Regions from separate parts of the Homo sapiens genome. Here region 1 is linked to region 2. Evidence: chromatin loops called from intact Hi-C (ENCODE). Cell type or tissue: heart left ventricle. All regions are shown on one strand. Each heading gives the region's core, and the rest is flanking DNA. Links, peaks and the distances in the headings are about the cores only.

What was found. Hi-C counts contacts between places; a loop is a spot of excess contacts. Peaks named below come from ENCODE experiments on the same cell type or tissue, not always from the same donor. Only the 100,000 strongest peaks of a DNase experiment are listed, where the experiment ranks them.
Region 1: a loop joins it to region 2, with 2.4 times the contacts of the local background. A loop is called at or near these places in 4 of 110 quality-filtered maps.

What each region holds. Positions count from the first base shown.
Region 1 is chr6:123,427,606-123,440,582 of GRCh38, forward strand. It overlaps TRDN (triadin), which reads right to left. Exons shown (of 41, transcript NM_006073.4): 11 at 11,339-11,398; 12 at 10,458-10,517. TRDN-AS1 (TRDN antisense RNA 1) reads left to right here and starts at 11,999. Exons shown (of 3, transcript NR_110844.1): 1 at 11,999-12,172. In heart left ventricle, for the core only: no CTCF peak of the experiment used is centred there; no DNase peak of the experiment used is centred there; H3K27ac peaks cover 440 bases.
Region 2 is chr6:123,617,740-123,630,716 of GRCh38, forward strand. The region is part of intron 1 of TRDN (triadin); the gene reads right to left. All of the region lies in intron 1 of LOC105377981 (a long non-coding RNA gene), which reads left to right. Among named protein-coding and RNA genes, the nearest start is that of TRDN, 13 kb to the right of the region's middle. In heart left ventricle, for the core only: no CTCF peak of the experiment used is centred there; no DNase peak of the experiment used is centred there; H3K4me3 peaks cover 34 bases; H3K27ac peaks cover 665 bases.

The DNA of each region.
Region 1 (12,977 bases), core at 3,133-11,132, 190 kb before region 2:
TCCACCATGGAGTCCTCATTCTTAGGGATAATAAAAAGTAAGTCTACACCTAAATAGGAGAGTAGATCAAAGTTAGAAACATGGCTTTGATGTTCTCTGTTTCCTGATTTCCATATTACACATCCACATTTCTGAGCTACTCTCTCCTGAATATAATCTGGTTTATTTTAAAATATCTTTATTAAAATTAAAGACTATTATCCAAGTGTAATTCTAAAACTACAAAGTAGAGGGGAAGGATTTAATTCTTTACTACACATAATATTTTAGTGAATGAAACCTGCAATTTTGCTTGCTTTTGTTGATCACACTGCTTTATTCTATGTTGGGTTGGTTTTCTAAAATACTTAAGTATCCCCTCCATAGATGACACTAAAATTTCTCCCTTGTGTTATTCTCTAAATAAAAATAAAGAAATCATATCACCTAGATTTTCACCATCTAGAAATGACTTCTTGAAGAGAGTACTTATATTTCTTTTTCAATGTTGTATCTAGTCCATCTCATCATTTTTTAAACCTAATCTAGGGAATCATCACCCAATCCAATTTCAGCTCGAATGTTTTGGACAAAGTTTATGTAATTTCTCTGCTGGAAGGATAGGACCCGTGGCCTAAAATAAACCAATCAGATTATTCTTTCACCCACACCACAAAGGTTAGTTCAGGAATGGGCCTATGAAGACTGATACTGCTCAAGTTTTTATTTGACCTTTCAGGACACTGATCTATTCCACCCCTACCCGCTTTCCCAAGTCCCTAGCAGGACATGAACAAGAGAGGATATAGGGCAGCACCTATGGCCAATTTACAGCTACATAGGCCAATCCCAAGGGAGTAGAGTCCAAAAGCAGAGAGAGGTAAATCTCCTGATGATATTGTGTGACCTCTGCATCAAGCTAAACTCAAAGCCAGTTTACTCCAGAATAGTAGTTGGATAAACTAATAAATTCCTTCTTTGAGATCATCTGCCACTTGCAAGATCAAGTATCTTCAGTGATACACCACTGTTAAAAGTGTATGTGTTCCAGTCTCTATCCTGATTAAAAATAAATATTATATGTGTCTTGGTCAAATACCTAATTACATAGGTCGGTGGTGTCCCTGTTCTAGATCTCTAATAGTCACTCACCTACCACAAAAGAGAAGTAATTTCTATACTTCTGCCTTGATTTTTGCGTGAGGCCTTGTATTTACCCTATTATAGTGCTCATGGTATAATTTTTACTTATTTGTTTGCTGAAGTCCTTGGAGACAAGATCTATGTCTATTACACTGATCTATGTCCAACATTAAGCAGATTTCCTTGCATGTATTATGGGATTATTAAATATTTTTTGAGTGAATGAATGAAGGAAAGCATAATTTCTACAAGAAAAGTAAGAGTCAGACCTACAGGATCTCTTCTGCATTTTTTCCTACATGTTTACCACTGTCTGCAATATCATCTGAAGGAAATTAGCAAAAAAGAAAAAGAGGGAGGAAAAAAAAAGACACTAAAGCAGTCTACCACCATTGTTTCCTAGAATTAGAAGACAAAGTGCTTTTGGGTCCCAAAAGACAGTGAAGCTTTATTTGGTGACTTTCATACTGACTTCACTCTACTTACTGGTGATGATGGGCAAGTAATTTACCTATTCCAATGCTGGGTTTCTCTTTCTATAAAAAGTGGATTATAATGGTTACCTTACAGAGTTGTTATGATTAAATGAGAAAACAGATTTAATAACTGTTGTTATGATTACTTTAAAATGCTGCTGATAAAATGAATCTATACTGGCAGAATTTGCTGTTGTTTCAAAAATACGCTTTTGGGATCCCTAGAGAGGCTGCAGTTGAGGGAGATATCACTTTGATGTTTTTAAAGCTTTACTTGCACTGAAAGGAAAATCTTATAGACTTTTAGGATATATAACGACAAAATTTGCCTGGATATTTCACATCTGCATTATTAAATATGTATCTCAAGTCACAAGGAAAACTCAGGCCACACTGTCACATTATTGTCTAACAAATTGATCAAAATCTCTCCATATTTTTAAATTGAGATTAACAGATTAAAAAATAACTGGTGTCTAACTGACATTCCATTTCTTATGCCACTCTGTGTCATTTTCCCAGGAAAATTTATGATATTTGCAAGAGACTACTGTATAATTACATTATTTTATTTAACTTTTTTCAGAAAATAATTTATCCTATTAATAAATATGAACTGGAATTTAAAATAATTTATCTAACGTGTGCAAGACCTGCTAAAAATTCTTGATATATCAATGCGTACAGAGAAGAAATATGTGGTCTATTTACTGATATTTACTGATTCTTCTTTATATGCATTTCAATTCTCCCTGTTGAAAGAACTTAATAAAAGATAATACAAGGCTGGGTGCAGTGACTCATGCCTGTAATCCCAGCACTTTGGGAGATGCAGGCAGGAAGATCACTTTAGTCCAGCAGTTTGAGACTAGCCTGGGCATCACAGTGAGACCTCACCTCTACAAAAATAAACAAAATTAGCCAGGCATGGTGGCACGTGCCCATGGTCCCAGCTACACAGGAGGCTGAGGTGAGAGTATCTCTTGATCCCAGGAGGTTGAGGCAGCAGTGAGGCGAGATTACACTACTGCATTAAAGCCAGGTAGACAGAACAAGACCCTGTCTCAAAATATAATAATAATAATAACAATAAAACAGACTGGGCGCAGTGGCTCATACGTGTAATCCCAGCACTTTGGGAGGCCGAGGCGCGCACATCACAAGGTCAGGAGATTGAGACCACCCTGGCTAACACGGTGAAACCCCGTCTCTACTAAAACTACAAAAAATTAGCCAAGCATGGTGGCATGTGCCTGTAGTCCCAGCTACTAGGGAGGCCGAGGCAGGAGAACTGCATGAACACGGGAGGCGGAGGTTGCAGTAAGCCGAGATCGCGCCACTGCACTCCAGCCTGGTGACAGAGCAAGACTCTGTCTCAAAAAAATAAATATAATATAATAATATAATATAACACACCTCTCAAGTTCAGAGGTGATCTTGTTTTTGTCCTCAGAGAGGGTAGCCCCAAGTCCCCAAAATAAGCATTAAAAAGATTAAAAATAGTCGCATGTATACTAGTCCTCTTTTCAGGCCTAAATATTTTTAACATGAACCTTCGCTCCTTCTGAGTTTCTAATATTTATTTTAAAATGCCCATGTCCTTACCTCATTTTTGCATTCAGCCCAAGCTCACTTTTGTATTGTTCAAACCAAAAGTGAATATGTGAAAAGTTATCTCAGATATTCCCACAATAAGTTATAGTGGTAACTCCATCTTACTTTCTCTAAAACAGATTAGCTTCCAGAGCTAATATCATAGTAAGTAACAAGATATCATAGTAAGTAACAAGTCAGAAGACTTTCCACTGTTGGAAAATCTCTTATTCTCAAATGTTTAAACAACTATTGTCTTACCTAAGTTCCATGATTATAAAACACTTGAAAATATACTCTCTTTCCTTCAAAGCCCTTCGAGCATAGCCAGTGTTTTTAACACAGTCAAGACGCTGTCATCTGAACGCAGATTTACAACCTAATCTGTTGTGGAACAAAAGGCTAACTTGAAAGGAATCTACTATTGCCTTGTAATTGTGGAGCCTCACTAAGTCAAGGCTGGGAAATACTGATTAAACCAGGTCTAATGTGTACTAGATTTTCCATTTTTTACTTATCTGAATGAATTTTAAAAAATTTTATCTGGAATATAAAATAATACAACTGCCCCAATATCACTCAAAAGTGTATGAATTATCTACATTTATAACTTGATAGTAACTCCTGGATTACTATCAAATATCCTGAAAAAATTTATCTAGATTTCAATGTCTAACAATACCAATTGGATGCATTTGTTAAATCTTGCCCAAATACATATTTGCAAAACTCCAGAAAAAAGATAACTTTCTAAAACCAAGTGCTTTTCAAATAAGGAGAAAGATGTGGGTGATCAGAAAAAAAGCTATAATCTTCTCAATATACAAGTCTAGAAAATGGAAGGATGTTCTTTTAAACTAAAACTTAACATGAATACATATGAAAGATACTATATGTTATTTTGTCCAATTATAAATGTACACATAAATATTTAAAATAGGTTTCTTTTAGTTACATGTAAATGTAGAAATTTAAGTGATCTGTAGTCTGCCATATATATTATTTTGAGCTAGAACAACTTGTTACAAAAGATTCAAAAGTAAAATACATAATATTCTAATGCCTGGTAGACAATAATATTTAATGGTATATTCAAAGCAATAAGCTTCTGTAAAGGACTCTTTGCAATTTCTCAATGAGAAAAGCAGATTTTGTAGAGAGAAAGCAAATAGCCAAAGGTTTTAGTTTGTGCAGAATATTATTTGCCACATACAGTAATTGAAAAAATTTGATGGAAATAGATACGAATGTATCCCTTAAACAGCACAAATTCTTTATGAGTTCTATACTAGACAAATCTTACCTGACCAATTCACCACCACAAAGATGTTTCAGTGTAAAGCTCTAATGGGGTATTGTAAATGAATGATCCTTAAAGAGCTTTGTTAAAATACATTTCACAAACTTTCCTCAGTGAGCACAAAAGACATTTTGGATATATCTTTTTCTAAAATTGAGGCTTTTATCTCAGAATGTATTTATTATTGGAGTTTTAGTTTTATCACCAGAGCCACCTAATCATATATTGTATATCTTACAAATGCATGCCTCTCTTTTAAGGCAATCTGCATAGAATCCTAGTCATAATTTGAAAACATCAACTTTTTAAATATCACAGCACCTGTGGTATTATCTCCAAAAAAAAAAAAGAGTAGTTTTCACCAAATACTCATCAAACTATAATTTCTCAATTATCTTTTCGATTTCTGCTTATATATTCTGTCCCTCTGAGCATCAATCTCCTACATTCTGTTTATGTACATCGGGCACTAGATTGAACTATTAAAGCAAAACTAGACAAAACACAAAAGACTTTACTCCTCCTACAGCCGTAATCCTTCCCCCTTCCCCGCAAAATCTACACTTTAGTCTCCATTTTTGCACCTCCCATTCCAACCTGACTTTATCTTTCACTCCACTGACTGCCCTTGTGTCTTCTGCCCTCGTAAAACAAACTTGTAAGTGACATTCACAAAGTTGATAACTTTTGCTTCTTGAAACATCTATTTCTGAAACATCTATAATACCAAGCTCTTAACTTTTCCTTTAATATCTCTGGCAATTTCTTTCAGCCTCTCTTGCTTTATTTTCCACCATTGAATTTGTAGGTGTTGGACTTCCCCAGGTCTTGATCCTGGACTGTATTCCCTTTTTCTTTTGACACACTGTCTCTTTTTAGTCTCATCTATTCCAAGAGCATCAACTATAATCTATAAAGATTCCCATATTTAAAACTTCAGCTCAATCTCTTCCATTACACTTTTAATAAAGTCCAAACACCTATACATGTTCCTGCATATTCTGACTCCTAGTACAAACCACACTCCCCTTCCCCCACACATCATAAATATATATATATATATATAATATATATATATATATATATACATCACACAATGATCCAGCAATCAATGGCTGAGTCCTTTCAATACATCAGATCTCAATTTAAATGCTGTCTCTCAGAGAGGCCTGCTCTAATAATCTTATCTATTTAAATAACTTCCCACCCCAACGCATTATATTCTATCATTGCCTTAAGTTTATTTTCTCCACTGCCCTTACTCAGAGTTGAACTTGTGGACATTTTGTCTTTATTCACTGTGTGCCTCCCTTGTCAAACTGTAAGCTCCATTAGGGCAGATCTTGTCTGTTTATCCACTTCTGTGTACTCAGCACCTAGTACAAAGCTTGGCATATAGTAGGCATTTTTTAAATATTTCCTTCAAGATGCATGCATGCATGAATGAATGAACACATTCATTTTTTTCTAGTAGCTTATTTCAGAAAAGCTATGTGGTTTTAATATCCTTCTTGTAATTTATAGTTCTATACAGATAATTCCTGAAAAAAAAATCCTATTGGAAAGTGTGATAATTAAATATGATTTTATACCATTATCAATAGTTATTTTGTCAAAATTATTTTCACAGTTAATAAGTTTATAAACATATAAGATGATGACAAATTTAACTCCTAAAAGTTTACAATTGTAACTATGAAAAGGCCAACCCAAGAGCAATGGGTCATCTTAGCTTTGGCCTGTTTCTCTTGTGTGTCTATATATTTTGCCCAGGTTATAATTGTTTTGTTATGAGACAAGTCAACTTGTTAATTGTTCAAATATTATAATCTAATCAAGTAGGTGAAACGTTATTTCTTCAAAAATATCACCTTGTGGTGGAAGAGAGAAAGAATATCCATGCTTCTTTTATCTACAGTGAAGGTGAAGAGCAACATAAACTTCAGGTAAGTGTGCCTTGTGAACACTTGGAATTGCCAAATTTGATCATATTGCTTAGTTGTGTCATCCTTTTCATCTTTTGGGGGAACTCAAAGATAGGTTTCATCACTATAAAGTGTAGGTGTTCAAAAACCATCTCTTATTGTATGAATTTTATCATCTTGGACATTCCTGAAAGTATCATTTTTATAGATACTATTGATAGCCTCTTTCAACTTCCATTTCACTCCACTTTCACTTGAGAAAATTGGAATGCATCTTACAGACTCACTTGCAGCCAGAGTTCTGGAGACATATCAAGTTCCACCAGACTGAAAGCAGAAATGGTTTGGCAGAGCAGATGAATGATTTGGCAAATGAAGATGTTAGTAATCTGCTGAGGCTTGCCTCAACATTTCCAGGATCTAGTCTTTGTGGTTGTGAGAAGACAGTGCTGGTGAACAAAGCAGTCTCCTAACCTGTTGATCTGCCCTGATGCTTAATAATCCAAATTTTGATTATTTGATTTCAGTTATTTTAGTCCTTCAATAACATTGTAGGTACTCAGTTCCCTGTATAGAATGTCTTCTAGCAGTGCCAACTACAGTGTTTAGTGTTTCTAGCACTGAAGTCTAATACAAACCTAGAGAGATGTTTTTAAAGTCTTTATTTCTTTTGTTGATTGCTTTTTTCATGGTATTTCTTCAAGTAAAAATGTACCTTATAACATTGCAAAAATACCAAGATGATTTTTTTTTAATTTTACATAATGTTTTTAATTGGCAGGTATTTATTTAATTTTTTGCCATGGATGATTTCAAATATACACTAAATAAAGGAGTGTTATAATTAACCCCAATATACCAATTGCTCAGTTTCAACCCCTATTAATTAATGGGTTGGCAATTTTGTATCATATAAAGCCCATCCACCTACAACTTCCCCAGAGATCACTGGCAAAGTGTGATTTACCAGTGTCATACGGTAGAAGCCCATTTATCACTGAATAGAGTTTAAGCCTTAGGTTTGTCATGTCGGCATAATAATACAATATAAGGGAATAAAATAAAATAATAATATAACATATAACATATAACTAAATGCATATATTTTATAATATAAATAATATTAACATTAACATAAATATAATAAAATATCACAATAACACTCATATATTAAATAAGCATGTAGGCATATCTTATGCCTTATAAATTTGCTATTTGGGGCTACAGTAGTGAGATCATATGCTCTGCCATGTTCCTCTACTTTAGGAAGAAATGACCTTTGTCCCCCAGCTCTTCAAGATTTCAGGTTATTCTCAATTTCTCTCATTATCTCTGTAAAATTTTACTACTTTCATAATAAGCTTGAAACCTGCTGTTTGTAAACCATATTGCTGTCACATGAAAATATAAAGAATTATTAAACCCTAAAAAGAAACGAGTTAAAAACTAGCACTAACTGAAACTCAATCTCTCTGTCTCTCTCTCTCTCTCTCTCTCTGACACAGACACACACAAACACAAACACACACACACACACATGCACACACTGTTTTGAGTATTTGGGGGTTGAGGGATTGTAAACAAATAAACTCTGCCTATCTTTTATCAGGAAGTTGAACTGATTTGGAAAAATCAATGGAATTTTGTGTAATCAAAAGTAAAAATGACAAGCATACAAACAGAAAACTGGCTCCAAGAAAGACAACACTAGCTGAATAGTCCTGCCTAGATGTGCTGAGCAATTACTCAGTTTGGTCTCTGCTTCGGTGGCTGAGCACTGTCCTTGTAGGAAGTGATATGGGCATAATCCGTTCTCTTGCCAGTGGTGCACAACCTCACTTTGACATGACTGCTGGGCTAATAACACAGGTCTCCCAGTGGCAGGGGAGTATCAGATTTTCCCATGAACCATTGCACATAAACAAGTTTCATCATTTCCCTCAAAAAGCTAAAACCAAGCCAAACACACATGCACACACACATACGCATGAGCACACACAAACACACACAAAACCATTGAGTTTTGCCAAAAACACGTTTTCAGATTTTGCATTTGCGTGCATATGAAAAATGCTTGAAAATTACAACTCAAAATTTTCTTCTGCAACTCTTTTAGTAAAATTGATGGCAAGGAAGAAGTATCTTGGTTTATCTTTACCCCTCAATCATGTAATTTTCACAAATCCACTGCTCTAAGCAAGCAGTTTCTCAGATTCATAGAGTCAGAACTGTTTTTCCCTTCTTATGATAAAATACATATTTCATCAGAAAATAAGAAAGTTTTAAAAGAAAATGAGTGAATATTTAATAGAACAATAGACTACAATAATACAGCCTTAATAATGGAAATTTGGATGCAAAGGAATGGGCAATCAACTCTTGGACACACAGAATGTCTGGCTGATCCTTCTTGCTCATTTCATGGGCCACATAATCATGCAATTCTTAATATTTTACATTTTTTCTACCCCATTTATAGCATGATGCCAGATATTTCTACGCATTTCTATTTGCTGCTTGCTAATCATAATCTTTATATAGTTGACATCCTATGTATGCTCTTCTTTTTAGGGTCCTCACCACCATCATTTTTTCCACATACATTATTACTACTTAGAAAAGGAAAGATTTTCACTAAAATGCCGTCTAACCCAGCCTGCCCTCCCCAGACGGTTCCCCACCCTGAAGTTTTCAATCTTCTTCGTTTAAGCTTACCTACCACCTCATGTTCTGGGGTACAATTTTTAGCTTACTATTACACAGGAAAGATCTGGAAATCTCATTTACTTTAAGTTCTTAATAGCTGAGAGGAATTAGGTTTTTACCCCATATACACAAGCCCTAGAAGATCTGCATTTTAATAGGGGACGATTCCTTCATAACTCAAAGGAATGGAATGGTTCTAATGGTAGAATTTTAAGCATCACTGACATCAGTGGAGGAAATCTTTCAGGTGAGAATGCTTATCACCAAACCATAATACTTGAGATGATTGTCTTTTCCATGTAAACTTAAGCCTAACCTGAATCGAAGCCAATATTCATGTTTGAACAAGAATAGAAACAGAACAAAATTTAAAGCAAAAATCGAAACTGTCAAATAGTTGAATAACCTTATTTCTTAATAGGGTGCATTATTCTTTCTCAGCTTCTTATCTTTGCAATGTGGTATTGTTATTACTATGTATCTCTTCTCAAGTTCATTGTATCTTGACCAAGGTGGTCCTCACCTTGATTAAACTTTAATAGGTTTCTTTCTGACCTTCAGCAGCTCCTAATCTCCCTTTTCTTAGAGCATTTACTTCAGAAAACTGGAAAACTTGTCACTGTAAATTCTTTCTCTACTTTATTGAGATACAGATTTTTTTTTTTTTTTTTTTTTTTTTTTGTAGGGGGATGAGGAGACAGGGTCTTCCTCTGCTACCCAGGCTGGAGTGCAGTAGTGCAATTATGGTGCTCACTACAGCCTCAACCTCCTGGGCTCAAGCAATGCTCCTGTCTTGGCCACTCTAGTAGCTGGGACATTTACAAGCCACTTTTCAGTTTCACAACCCATAAAGCCTTTCTCAAGGAACTGAGAGCCATCCCTTTGAAATGTAATCATCAAGAAAGATAGTGCCCCATCTCTAAGTTTCTGTGGAAGAGTAGGAGCCTAACTTCCTTGGACTCCTCGCTCCACATTGTGAAACTACTTCTTACCATGCAGATATAAGACTGAAAGTTTACGTTTTGAGGGGGAAAAGCCAATATGCAAAAACAGATGTCCTGTGATTCCCCATACCAGCCATTACAAACATTCCTGCGTTTTTTTGGGGGGGAATTGAGTTCAGACTCAATTCCAGTCTCTCTGTCCTATTGCAATAGCCTTGAATAAAGTCTTCTTTGCCTGTTTAACTTTGTCTAGTGCAAGTTTTGCTTTGACCTTCACGTCTTGGGTAGATATAAGTAACTGTGTGCAATTTGTGTATGTTGCATGAGGAGTCTTTCATGAAGCAAACATCCTGAACGTAATCCATCTAAGGAAACAAAGAAAGTGCAATACCTTTTTTTTCCACATCAATGGCAGTTTCCTTCTCACTTTTCTTTTTGATATCTTCTTTTTCTGCTGGTAAAATAAGAAAGTTATAAGCCTTTACCTGTTTAACTTGCAAATATTTCAGGGCATGCATGACTACCAGTGAGGCATCTAATTTATCTTGTATAGAGAAATCTTAAATCAGCCATAAGTCATGTCAAATATGAATAAGGTAGCACCTTCATAACAGACTAGTGGCTTAGGTATAATTTCTCTTCAGGAAACAGAACTTTTTTTTTTTTGCCAAAGGCAAAAATTATTTAATAACAGTGAAAACATTAAATGGCATTATTAATTATGGTATTATTTAACAGCTTTCCTAACATATATTGAAAAGAATATATTGAATGTTCTCTGAGCTATGAGGTCACCAGAACCATGTCAAAAGTTCTGAAATCTCTGAAGTTCACTTGGGACATCAGATAAATTATTTGAAAACAACCAATTAAAATATATATATATGTGTAAAACAAACCAATCAAGTATTTTCTGCCCTCTACATAAAATGACTTTTAAAATTAGACTGAATTAGTTAAATAGTAACCATCATATTCACATATATAGTTAAAGTAAAGTAGTGAATTAGAGAGAATTAAGCAGCTGCTCTTAAGAAAGAAAAAATAATCACAGTAGTAATTTTCAAAAAGTGTTTAGGATTGAATTCTCTTTTTAAAAATTGACAATTTTAATTTTATTTGGAATATCTAGACATGTTAAGAGTGTTCACTAATAACAATGACAATGCATTTATTAAGGGAATTTCTTTCCTAGAAAATAATAGATTTACCAGTAGTATTATGCATGGACACTAATTGATTTATGTGGTACATGGCTTTTAAATTTCCTACCTTTCTTTTTTGTTTCAGAAGTAACTTTCTTCTCAGCCTTCTTCTTTTCCCCTTCTTTTTCTAGAGAATACATTTAAAATATTTCCTTTAGGGAAATTTAGTATGAAAGCAAAACCAAGGTTGAAATGAAGGATTTTTGTTAAGTCAGTTCTGCCTCCAGCTAGCTTTGTGACTGAGCAAGTAATTTAATCCCACTAAGTCTTATTTTCCTCATTTATCAAATAATAATACCTCCCTCAAAGTTAATGTTTACAAAACACTGTGTAAAGTGCCTGGCTCACAGTAAATGTGTAACGTTGTAGACTGCTAATACTGTTTACAAATAATGAATGTGATAGTTTGAACTTTCTGAACCAAACAATTGTTTATCTAGTGCCTAAAAGTATTGATATATAAAATTAAAATATATTTCTTGGAAAATATACTGCAGATAAACTAGAAGAATTAATATTTGTTTTCTTTTATACATTTAATTTCATTAGAAATAATATATTAGACCATTAAAAAGGTATCTTTTGATGTAGCTGTTTTTCATATCTGGCTCTTGCCAACAGGCATTTAAGCCTGATGACAAGTGTCTGGCAGTGTGTTGGAAACATAACTTCCACGGTCCTTTCTGAGTGGTTGTATCAACAAAGCTGTTCAATCTTTGCACCCAGAGGTTGCAGTAAGTCTGGATGCCACATCAAACTGTTTGTGGTACTTCTAAACTTCGTGGAAGAGCCCTGTTTCATAAATCTGAGACAGCCTTGGTCTGAGGGAGCAAAGACAGAGAATTCACGTGCTGCCCAGGCATAGCCACATAGCAGGTGGACATCCCTGGACACTTTTCTGGTAAGCATAATCATTTTAGATAACAAAGTCCTGTACTAATACATAGTTGTTGAAATTGAATGTTCAGTGGTTTTAGATTTGGGACAATAATAGCTACGGTTAATGTTGTAAATGTACTGATTTTTATCTTCAATTAGCAGTGCTATTTACCTTATATTTGAAATTCCTTTCTCTTTGTCAGTTGTCTCTCATCTCAGGTACAGGTACATTCAAAGACTTCCGTTACCCAGAACTATTATAAGATCATTATTATGCTAAAGAAATTCAATATGTAGTTCTAGAATGAATCCTTAAGTTGTCTACTAATGACTGCATCTTATTAAATAGAGGAATTAACTCATTCCCATAGGTATAGAGCTTTTTTACCTACAAGATCAAAGACAACACTTTCTTTCAATGTTAGACATATAATTTATAAAGAACCCCTTTCATGATTTCTAGAGATAATCTAATGTCTCAGGGAAAAATGTATTCACACTTTGTCTAAAAGTGTCTACAGCATACTATTACAGCTCATCCAATCAGAAGTAGAAAGTCAAGAAGTCAAATTTTGATAGTTTCAGAGATAGAAATAAACCAATTGATTTCCACTTCTTCTTTTCTAAAGGTTTATGCATATTAAACATGTAGATCATATTTAAAATTCTGAATGAAGATACTTTCAAGTATCACTACTTTCAGCTTCTCTGGGAGAAATTTTATGTAGTAGTGAATTTTACATCTTCTCTAAATAAATGTATATGCCAGACAATTGAATAGCCATTTGCTAAGCATCACCTCTGATGTCATGTATCAGCAAAGGGGT
Region 2 (12,977 bases), core at 3,196-11,195:
TGTTTGTTTGTTTTTTGAGACGGAGTTTTGCTCTTGTCACCCAGGCTGGAGTGAAGTGGTGCGATGTTGGTTCACTGCAACCTCTGTCTCCCGGGTCCTAGTGATTCTCCTGCCTCAGCCTCCAAGTAGCTGGGATGACAGGTGCCCGCCAACACACCCGGCTAATTTTTGTATTTTTAGTAGAGATGGGTTTCGCCATGTTGGCCAGGCTGGTCTCAAACTCCTGACCTCAGGTGATCCGCCCATCTCGGCCTCCCAAAGTGCTGTGATTACAAGAATGAGCCACTGCACTGGGCCCAGGAAAAATAAATTTGCCATTCTCCTATGCTAATTTTATATGAGCCCTCTAAAAATTTGTCTTCCAGTGAGTAAGAGAGAGTTATAGTAATCAGATACACACTGGTATATTAGTTTTCTACTGCACCATAACATAGTACCACAAATTTAACACAAATTTATCTTACAATTCTGTACTTGGAAGTCCAACATGGGTCTCAAGGAGCTAAAATCAAAGTGTCTTCAGGGCTACATTCCTTTCTGGGGCCTCTAGAGAGAATCCATCTCCTTGTACTTTCTACCTTCTACAGGTTGCCACATAACTTGGCTCATAGCTTCTTCCTCTATCTTCAAAGCCAGTGCTGGCTGATTGCATCTCCCGCTGGCCACCAACAGAAAAAGTTCTCCAATTTTGAGGACTTCCGTGATTTTATTGGGCCCACCCAGATAATTCAGGGTCCTCTCTCCCGCTCGAGGTTCTTAATAAAACCACATCTGCAAATTCTCTTTTCCAGGTAAGGTAACATATTTACAGATTCTGGGGATTAGGACATGAATATTTTGGGGGACAATTATTCTGTATACCACAACCAATATTCTCACTACTCTTCATCAGTAGACATTGTGTGAGCACTCTCTTATGCACAGTTTGTTTAGGCCTGCTCAGTGAAATTAAGTATTGCTCAAAATCCATGGCTCACAACCGTGTATCTTTTGGGCATTCTAATTTAAAAAATGCCCATTCACATTTGCAAAATTGTCAAGTTGTGTGACAACCTTAGTTGAGAATCTGCTTTTTTCTCTCCTCCTCCTCTTTCTCATCCTCTTCCTTCTTCTCCCCTCTCTCCTCCTCTTCTTCCTTGTTCTTTTTTATGAATTTCTCTCCAGTAACTCAAACATTTTATTATAATAATCAACATTTATTAAATATATTTTACTAAAGGAATAAATGTGTAAATAAATCAATGATGAAACTGAAGAAGTATAACAATTATAAAATTGCCTAGCGTCATGTTGAATTTGGCTGAAACAACTGTACACTAAATAAGTTACCATTATTCATTGGGTAATGTAGTATTATGAACTTAGTGTGCAAGATTGCAAGATACATTAGAAGTGAGGAGATTACAAAAATGCTAATATAATGTATTATCTGTAGCTGCATAATAAAAGATTCCAAAGTTTAGTGGCCTAAAACAACTGTAATCATTTATTTTGCCCAGAAATTTGTAATTTGGTTAGAGTTCAGCAGGTATGGCCTGCCTCTGCTCCACAGTTGTCACATGTGGTGGCTCTACTGGGGACTAGAGGATCCATTATCAAGATGACTCATTCACATTGCTGGAAAGTTGGTGCTGGCTGTTGGCTGGAAGCTTGGCTGGGTTTGCAGGTCAAGGTCTTGGTCTCTTTCATTATGGGCCTGCCTCCAGGCTGCTTTAATTTTTTCACAGCATAGTTTCAAAAGCAGGTATCCCAAACCAGCAACCTGGATATGTCTGGTATTTTTATGATCTAACCTTGGAAGTCATTTTCACTGTATGTTCTTTGTTGAAGCTGTTATACAAGTCTGTTTGTGTTTAACGGGAGGAAAAGTAGACCTCACCTCTCAAGAGAAGAAGAGTCAAGATCACAGTATAAGAAGAACACATGAGATGGGAAATCTTGCTGCAGCCACTTTTGAAAAATACAATCTGTCACATACAGACATCCATATATGAAATAACAGGAGTTTAAATTAGAACAGGAGTTCTAATTTAAAAAATAACTGAAGTTTAAATGAGAAGAAAAAGGAAAAGGTGAATACAAGAAATGAGGACTCCAAAGTTTAGAGACTGTGCATACAGATAAAAAAACAGAACCCTGCAGGTCCAGAGAAATAGCTGATTATGGGGAAAATTTCATGAGTTTCAGTGTGCACATGTTGGGCTCTTGACCTCCACACACTTTTGCTCTCTTCCAGGCAAATAGTTTCTCTCTTTGATTTCTTTTCCTCCATCTCCATTCTTCAGATTTCCATTGCCCATGAAAAGAATCTTCTTGTGCATGATCACAAATTTATCATGAAAAGAATCCTCTGTTATTGTGAGTTTTAAGCCACTATACTACATGATTGATTTGGATCTTTATCCCTAATTAATTGGAATTAGTAGGGAATTTGTTTTTAAAGTCTATATGTAGTTAACTAGGGTTGCGGCTTTAAAACTTCAACGTGTGTCAGAATGATCTAAAAGGTTTGTTAGAACACAGATCACTAGGCCATACTCTCCTCTTACAGTTTATGATCCCAAAAGTCTGAGATGTATCCCAGTAATGTCCCTTTCCAATAAGTGCCCAGGTGATGTTGACACTGCTGGTCTGGGGACTACACACTGACAAACTCTGATCTGGGAGAATAAAACTTATTCGGAATTTTCTCAAAGTTGTTATGTCCATATAGCTCACATGCATTCATACATTTTGACCCAAATCAAAAAACAGGAAAGAATGCCTAGTATACCCATGCTCTTCACAGAGTTTTACAAATAGAATTTTTTTTTCGTTTTTGGAGGTAATACAATATAGATAAATGGAGATAGATTATCTTTTAATCCTTCTTTTCTCACACACTGAGGCAGAGTTAGGCTTTCCACCTCAGTAAAACCTCCTTCCGTTAAATTGAATATTGAATAATTTCTGAGAGCTTAAGCTAGCAAACTAAACTAAAGTGGACAAAATTAACTGCCTGAAGTTGTCACCTTTTAAAGATGGGCAATCTTCATCTAAAAGCAGGAAGAATAGAAGTGGAAACCTAAGTTTTGCCTGAATGTTAACAATAGCAATATTCTAATAAAGCCAGCAAGTCAAATTAAAGATGATGTCCATTGGATAAAAGTGTACCAAGGATCCTAGAAGGAGGAGCCTCAACAAGCAAAAACTCAGTTGCTCTCACCAGTGCCCAGGACAGCAAGGTGCAGAACCTAGTGACAATGGAGATTCTAGTCATGGAGTGTTCTGACAGAAGCAGGAAAATAGGGACCTTTTTTGTCCACTGCTATTGGTCCAGCTCCAAGTAAAATGCTTGGCAATGAGGACATGACATTCAATCAATATTAGTTGAATGCCTCACTCTACATGTCAATTTTTACATTGCTGCCCATACAGTCTCAAAAAGGGGTTGCTATACGGTGAGGATTACTATCTCAGAGACAAAACTCTGAGAAGTCCTTAGGATTCTATTCATTTTCTCTCTGCTCCTCCAAACATCCATTTTATATATCTTGTGAGACTAGATCAATTTCTTCTAAAAAACAGGACGTTTCTAGGAGACACCCACAAGGTCACCCTTTCTCCACATTTTCCAATTAGATTTAAACAATCCAGTTTGAGTGAGCAAGGTGTCTTCTTCATGCTGAATTCAACTTTTCACCATAGAACATAGTGCCATGAAATAAACATACATTGATAATAGAATAATAGATATTAAAACTAAAAAAAGAACATAAAAATATCATTCATCATAGCCTCCCCCAATTGAAACAAAAATCTATTGGATAAACAGTGACTTTTATGCAATGAAACACTGTACAGAAAGAAAAATAACAAACTCTAGCTACATACAACAACATAGATGACTCTTATAAACAAAATGAGGAATTAATGCAGCAAAACACAGAACAATACATGCCATGGTGCTCCATTTATATAAAGAACAAACTTAGCATAACTATGTTGTTTATCGATGTTGAGGTCATAAAACTATAAAGCAAAGAAAGAAAACCATTACCAAAAAAGCTGGTTCCCTGGAGAGGAAAGTTCAAAGAAAGAGGAGCCTTAATTGGGAAGCGACACCAAAGTGAGAGTCAAAGTATGGATAGATGAATATGGGCTTCCCATGTGCTGGAAATAGTTCCCTGATCTGGGTGTTGGTTATGTGGATATCAACTCCATTACTCCTTAGTAAATGATATATAAAGACAGTTGACTCTTGAACAACATGGGTTTTAACTGTGTAGTTCCACTTACGTGAGAATCTTTTTAAATGAAAGTTATAGTGCATATGCCTGGCTCTCTGGCCTCCCCTTCCAACTCCTTAACCTCTTCTGCTTCTGCCACCACTGGGACAGCAAACCAATCCTTCCTCTTTTTCCTCCTCCTCAGTCTACTCAATGTGAAGATGATGAAATTGAAGGTCTTTATGATGATCCAGTTCCACTAAATGGATACTAAATATATTTTATCTTCTTTATGATTTTCTTAAAAAACATTTTCCTTTCCCTAGCTTACTTCATTGTAATTATCTCTCTCTCTCTATATATATATACAGACACACACACACACACACACACACACACAGGCACACGCACACACATATAACATACAAAATATGTGTTAATCAACAATGTTTTTGGTAAAGCCTCTGGTCAACAGTAGGCTATTAATAAAGTTTTGGGAGGAGTCAAAGTTATATGTGAATTTTCGACTGGTAAGTCGGTGTCCTTACCCTTGTGTTGTTCAAGAGTCAACCGCATATGTGAGTTATGAAACTTTCAGAGTCTGTATTTTACTAAAATGAATTTTTAAGAAAAATATTTTAAAAATTATGATGACTCATAGTATGTTTTTAAACACTGAACTGAGGAGACGGCTGTTCTCTTGAAAACTAAGCGGGACAGCATTATTCAGTAATCACCACAGTGTCCTAATTCTTTTTACACTTGTATATAGAGTTCTTGCGCATTTTGGCCTCTAGCTCAGTATTACCTAACAACTTAATTTTAAGCAAGTTTTTATATGATTTGAAAATACATTTGTCATCATGATAGTATTGCAAAGGATTAAAGAAACACTGGAGGTACTCTAAGCACATGTAGAGTTCACTATGACAAAATATTGGGTGACTCTCAAGTAAAAGAAATGTAATCCACCTTGAGGTTTGCTATTTAGCTTGTGTAAAACTCTATCGGGCAATTTTGCAAAGCACTCTCTTTCACTTTACCCATCAGAACTGCTTCCACCTGTGCCTCTCCTCAAATTATGCTGTCACTTTGCAACTCATTAGTTAGCTCAAGGACACAGAAAATAAGTCATCACCTTTCACTGATTTTTCTCAAGAGGGAAGTATGTCATTCCATTTAGTTTGTGAATCTTTTTGCCCTGTATTTCCCTGAGGTTATTGTCTTTTTTTTTCCCTTTCTATTATAGAATTATAAGTAGCAAATTGAGGCAAACAAATAACTGATTGGAGAAGCAAAATGACCTTCTCACCAATCCAAATCCCCTCTATTGACATAAAAAGAATCTTATATATAAAATTGAAAGATAACTAAGCTTAGAGTTTCTCATAGTTGAGGATTTCAATCCCATCTCCTTTGAAGCTACCACTAGCATCTATACTCATCTTTATGTTCTTGTTAACTGTGGTGTAGTTTATCATCTCTGATAGGAAAATTTTGGGGGTGTTTATGGAGTCAAAATTATGGTGAGAGGTGCTACTGGGTACTAATTATTTTGCAATCTTTAGGGAAGATCGTTGCAACAAATTTTTCCACCCTGAATGCCAATAAAGTGTGTCTCCTTCAGCTTGGTTCACTGAACCCAAGATCACCATATTTATTAATTTAGTTTAAGAAATCAAATACTTGTTTCTAAAATGAATTAACCTGGAATTTTTAGGATCTAGGGATGTTGTTAAAAACTTAATTCTTTGCTCTTTCTTCTGTGTTCCTGTCCTTTAATTTAGAAACATTCTTCAAATGTTAACATAAGTTCTCCTCCTTTATGTCAGTCCCTGACCAACCAAATCCATCCATTCTCCTAGCTTCTTAGATTTTCCCAATATTAATATCTCATCAGTTGATTTGCTTATTTGTTTTATATTGATTCATTCCCTAATAGCTTTATACATGTAAACATTGTCTATTTTAAATTTGACAAGAAACCAAGAAACCTATCTCACAATTTTTGTATATAACTTTATACATACTTCTTTCAAGAAACTTTGAACTGGCAGCCCAGTGTCAGAGAGTTACATATACAATTATCTCATCATTTCTTGAGGACTAGATTTCTGTATATTTTACATTTCATCCTTAGAATTAAAACAGTACCTGGCAAAAGTAGATACCAAAAATATATACAAGTGATGTTTGTTAGGTGCATGCTTATCACTCAGGGGGTCAGACTTTTCATTCCTCTCCATCCACAGGTAAATGACAGAGTGATAGGAAGAAGATAAAATACTATGTCTCAAAGCACCTGGGTATTGAGAGCTCACGTCCCTCAAAAACAGAGACCCATACCACGATAGTATAGCACATCATTCTAGCCAGACCAACAAGACACTTCAAATCCTGAGGGACTGGGCAGAAACTGAGCAGTGAAATCTGGTCTACTTAATTCAAGAGGTAGCCAAAATTTTCCGGAAACTGTCAGAACTATTATTTCTAATATAACTCTCAGTCACTATGAACAAAGGCCCTAGAGAATTCTGCTGACTTATTGCCTTAATCTAGTCATTACTGCTACCCTAAGTACTTTCTGCTCACATTTTCAGAGGCTTGGTCTATGGACCCTGTCATGCTTTTACAGCAACTCTTGACAAGACCACTGGCCTGACCACTAGTTCTCATAGTATTTAGAACAACTCTGCCAACAGATTTGGTTTTACTGTAGCAACTGATTCTTCTTTGTAAGCCAGAAGAAACTCGTTTAATGATTACCTTTCTGACAGTTGGTATTTTTTTTTATTTCTTCATGAACTGGAAATGGTCTCTATACATACAAAGTAAGCTCAAAGTAGCGTATGTGGGGATGGAAATCAGCAATAGAGGTTCAAATAATGGGAGAACACTCAGATGGGATGACAGGGAACTAGGAAACATAATAACTGTTAAAAACGAATCAGAAACATGAAACATCCAGCTTTTATAGTATTATAGCAACAGTGTGCCTGACCGAAAATTTAGTATTTAAATCAGGAATTTTACCCAATTTCTTGGCAAGGTAAGTTGGTATCCCAGTCATCCCAGGGCTACATCCCACAGACTACTAATTCTCACCTACTTCCTGTCTCTTTTTTTTTTTTTTGTCATTTCTGCATTGATCAAATGTACTCTTGATCTCCTTACTCCTTGAAAAATCATTACACCTTCACAATAATGTCATGTGCACTGCGAATTACCAGTGTTAAGAATAGGACATTCTTTAGTTATACTAAATTATTTTCAGCAAGTTTCAAAGTGAAATAATCATAAGATTTATGAACAATAATATGACATTCTTTACATCAAACACCATAAGGCACACCTTGGAGATACCATGCAATAAAGCAAATAATTGCAAGAAAGCAAATCACACATTTTTTTTTCTGTATCCTAGTGTATATAAAAGTTATGTCTGCACTGTATTCTAGTCTATTAAATGTGCAATAACATTATGTCTTAAAAAGCAGTGTAAGACCTTAATTTAAAAATACTTTGTTGGTGGGGATGGTTAATGGGTACAGAAATATAGTTAGAAAGAATAATATCTAGCATTTGATAGCACAATAGTGACTACAGTCAACAGTAATTCATTGTACATTTAAAAATAACTAAAAGAGTATAACTGGACTGTTTCTAACACAAAGAAAGGATAAATGCTTGAGGTCATGGATACCCCGCTTATCCTGATGTGATTATTACTCATTGTATGCCTGTATAAAAATATTTCATGCATCCCATAAATATATACACCTACTCTGAGCCAACAAGATTGAAAATAAAAAATACTTTATTGCTAAAAAATACTAACAATCATGTGAGCCTTCAGTGAGTCATAATCTTTTTGCTAATTGAAGGTCTTGCCTTAATATTTATGGCTGCTGACTGATCAGGGTGATGGTTGCTAAAGGTTGGAGTGGCTGAAGCAATTACTTAAAATAAGACAAGAGTGAAGTTGGCCACATCGATGGACTCCACATTTCATGAAAGATGTCTCTGTAGTATGTGACATTCACTGTTTGATAGGATTTTACCCATAGGAGAATTTCTTTTGAAATCAGAGTTAATCCTCTTAAACCCAGCCATTGCTTTATCTTCTACTCTATGTTATATTCTAAATCCTTTGTAGTCATTTCAACAAAGTTCACAGCATCTCCATTAAGAGTAGAGTAGCTTCCATCTCAAGAAACCACTCTCTTTGCTCATTCATAGAAAGCACCTCCTAGGCCAGGCATGGTGGCTCATGCCTGTAATCCCAGCACGTTGGGAGGCCAAGGTGGGTGGATCCCTTGAGACCAGGAGTTCAAGACCACCTTGGCCAACATGGTGAAACCCCGTCTCTACAAAAACATACAAAAATTAGCCTGGCAGTGTGATGCACACCTATAATCCCACTACTCAGTGGGTGAGGCACGAGAATCACTTGAACCCAGGAGGCAGAGGTTGCAGTGAGCCAAGACTGTGCCAGTGCATGCCGAACTAGACACTGGCTCAAAAGAAAAAAAAACAACAACAAAAAAGTCACTCTTCATCCATTCAAGTTTAATCATGAGATTACAGCATCTTCAGCTTCCACTTCTAATTCTAGATCTCTTGCTGTTTCCACTGCATCTGCAGTTGCTTCCTCCACTGATGTCTTGAGCCCCTCAAAGTCATCATGAGGGTTGGAATCAACTTTTTACATAATGGTGATATTTTGACCTCCTGCCATGAATCAAAAATATTTTTTATTGTTCAATTCCCCATGTACCCTAGAACTTAAAGTATAATAATAACAATAAAAATAAAAAAATTTGTAATGTAAAAATTATATTTTTTAATGGCATCTAGAATGGTGAATTCTTGAGAAAGTTGTCAATATAGTTTGCTTGGATCCATAAGAGGTATTTCTCCCTATGTCACCTATAGCCTTATAAAATGTTTTTTTTAATTTTTTATTATTTTATTTTATTTTATTTTATTTTATTTTTTGAGACAGAGTTTTGCTCTTGTTCCCCAGGCTGGAGTGCAGTGGCACGATCTCGGCTCACTGCAGCCTCCACCACCCGGGTTCAAGTAATTCTCCTGCCTCAGCCTCCCAAGTAACTGGGATTACAGGTGCCTGCCACCACGCCCAGCTGATTTTTTGTATTTTTAGTACAGGCAGGGTTTCACCACATTGGCCAGGCTGGTCTTGAACTCCTGACCTCAGGTGATCCACCCACCTTGGCCTCCAAATTGCTGGGATTATAGGCATGAGCCACCGAGCCTGGCCCACAAAATGTATTTCTTAAAAAATGTCTTGAAAATCAAAATTACTTCTTGAGCCATGAGCTGCAAAAATGATCTTCTGTTAGGCACGAAAACAACATTAATCTTTTTGTATATCACCATCAGAGCTCTTGGGTGACCAGGTGCATTGTCAATAAGCAGAAATACTTTGGAAGAATTTTTTTTTTGAGTAGTAAATCTCAACAGTGGGCTTAAAATATTCAGTAAACTATGTTGTAAACAGATGTGCTGTCATGCAGGCTTTATTATCTCATTGATAGAGCACAGGCAAAGTAAATTTATTGTAATTCTTTAGAGCCCTGGAATTGTCATAATGGTAAACCAGCATTGGCTTCAACTTGAAGTCACCAGCTGCATTATTCCCTAACAAGAGTCAGCCTAAACTTTGAAGCTTTGGAGCCAGGCATTGACTTCTCCTATCTAGCTCTGAAAGTCCTGGATGGCATCTTCTTCTAATAGAGGACTGTTTAGTCTACATTGAAAATGTGTTGTTTAGCGTAGCCACCTTCATCAATGATCTTAGCTAGATCTTCTGGATAACTTGCTGCAGCTTCTACATCAATCCTTGCTGCTTCCACCTTGCACTTTTATGTTGTGGAGATGGCTTCTTTTCTTAAACCTCATGAACCAACCTCTGCTAGCTTCCAACTTTTCTTCTGCAGCTTCCTTACCTCTCCACATCTTCACAGAATTGAAGAGATTTAGGGCCTTGGTCTGGATTAGGCTTTGGCTGAAAGAGAATTCTGGCTGGTTGGATCTTCTATCCAGACCACTAAAACTTTCTCCACATCAGCAATAAGTTTGTTTCACTTTCTTATCATTCATGTGTTCAGTAGCACTTTTAATTTCCTTCAAGAACTTTTCCTTTGCATTCACAACTTGGCTGTTTGGTGCAAGAGGCCTAGCTTTCAGCCTATCTTGGCTTTTGGCATGCCTTCCTCAGTAAGCTTAATTATTTTCAGCTTTTGATTGAAAGTAAAGATATGCAACTCTTCCTTTCACTTGAATTCTTAGAGGCTGTTGTAGGTTATTAATTTTCCTAATCTCAATATTGTTGTGTCTCGGGGAACAGAAAAGCCTGAGGAGAAGGAGAGATAGTGGGAATGTCTAGTTGTTGGAGCAGTCAGAACACACATATTTATTGATGAAATTCACCATCTTATATAGGGGCAGCTTGTGGTGACCTAAAACAATTACAATATTGATATCAAAGAACAATGGTCACAGATCACCGAAACAGACATACCAATAACGAAAACATTTGAAATACTGTGAGAATTACCAAAATGTGACACAGAGACAGGAAATGAACGCATGCTGTTGGAAAAATGGTGGTGATAGCTTTATTCATTTTCTTTGAAAAATGCAATATCTGTGGCATGCAATAAAGCAAAGTGCAATAAAAAGAGACATGGCTGCAATTCAAATTGGAATCAAATGTTTTATAATCTGTCCAGTCTTTATTCTCACTGTTATTTTTTGCTCTTTTCTTTTTGTTTTGCAATGTAGCAGGGACCTTTTATCATTCATTTTTGTGTCCACATTGTCAGGCATTCAATTTGGTACGTAATAGGTATTAAAATATTGAATAAAACCAAACCTCTGGCATGACATACTGCTTCATAAATCTACATCTAGGATGATAATTAATACCATAGAATCTAAAATTTTGTTATATTTCAGATGGAGGTAACTTGCCTTTTTCTAAATGCAATGCCTAATATTTCTGCAGATTTAAATTCACAAACTTGGCATTTTACTATACTGTAGTAACTTTCAGATTTTACAGTACGCTTTTTCCCCTAGTCAATAATATATAGGTTAAATCAGAATAACCATGGGCAAAAATAATAGCTCCAGCAGTGAATGTCAGAGAAGTGCCACTTCATATCTCTTATTTTTGTCTTGACATTATATTAAATGTCTTCCTCAAACAGAAAATTCCCCTAATCACATGATAATTTTATTTTCAAAGGCAACAGACAATTTTCCAAGGAAAGTTTGCTAAATATGTATTTTGAACGTCTGTATAAATGGAAACTGAATCTCTCACATCCACGAGCTCACTAATGCCCTAGACCATATTAAAACTAAGTTTGAAATACTAAGAGTTTTTCCTTCTTTTGTTTTTCTCAACACTTCAGTAACCTGTGTCAGGGAGGGGAGAATGATGCAGCAAATGCGTAGCAAAGATAAAACTGGTTTGTCACAATGAGTTCCAGCTTCATGCTGTCTAAATGAAACCAAGTTTCCCCTATAAAGAACAGGTTGCTCCATTTAAATTATCTTTGTTCTTATAGGTCAAAATATCATGTCTTTAACTTGTTTGGGTGAAAACCACATGCCCTAGCTTCTGGCACAGATAACAAATTAGAAAATATCTAAACCACATATATTTAAATGTAATATTTAAAGTACATTGTAAGTGAGATAGAGTCTGCAGTTTATGAGGAAACAGCTCATTTACATACCAAAGAATCTCTCACAATTGTAAATTCTGTGTGTCTTTGACAGCTTCACTTCAGGCATGGAGATGTGGAGATGTTTGATGTTTAGAGAGCATTAACTTGTATAGAGCAGAGCAAGACTTTATTCATTGCACATTTGCCAAGGATACTCTTTTTGGTTTCCTTTGAAGATAAAAATTACTATCTGTTTGGACCAGGAAGTTCATCTGTCTCTGCATAACCCTCACTAGGGGTAATATATATTTACATGACAATCAAATAAGTATTCTCTGTAAAAAACCAAGCCTGTCATTCGTATTATCCAGGGCAGGTGGGAACTGGAGACAGCAAAAACTTAACCTTGACAAATCTTCCTAGAACTTTAAGTAAAATGGAGCCTGAACTCCGTAAAGTCGACATTATTGTATGATGTTAATGCATAGTTGCCAGATGAAGATTTTTCCCCTGCTTTGTTCTTTTTAAATATGTTACATTAGATAATATGTATTTTTTAAAAATACATTAAACATGTCCCCAACGGGTTTCTTTTTGTTTGAAAGAAGAAAAGAATAATGTTTTAATACTATCTTTAAGCTCCAACTAAGCATAACTATAAAACCAAAAGCTTTACTGGAAAATCTTAACCATTTTCTTTTCAAATTGATATATTCAACACAAAGGTCAATGTAGATGATTTTAAAATTGCTTAGTTGCACTGTTTTATGTTTCTCTCATATTAAATATTGTTAACTGATTAAAAATTAATGCCAACAGTATTGGAGGCCTTAAGTCTCTATGGATTCCTAAGCCTTTAGTATAATAACTGAATAGCCTCAATTCATTTTTGCATTGTAAAAGTAGCATGAATTTTAAATTACAGTCATAATGATAACCAAAAATAAATAGGAAAAAAAATAAGAAACATTTAAGCTCATAAACGGAACATTTTCATGGATACTATGTGCTTATGGGGTGGGGAGAAAAATAGTTCCTATTACAAATAATAATAAAAACTACAAGAAAA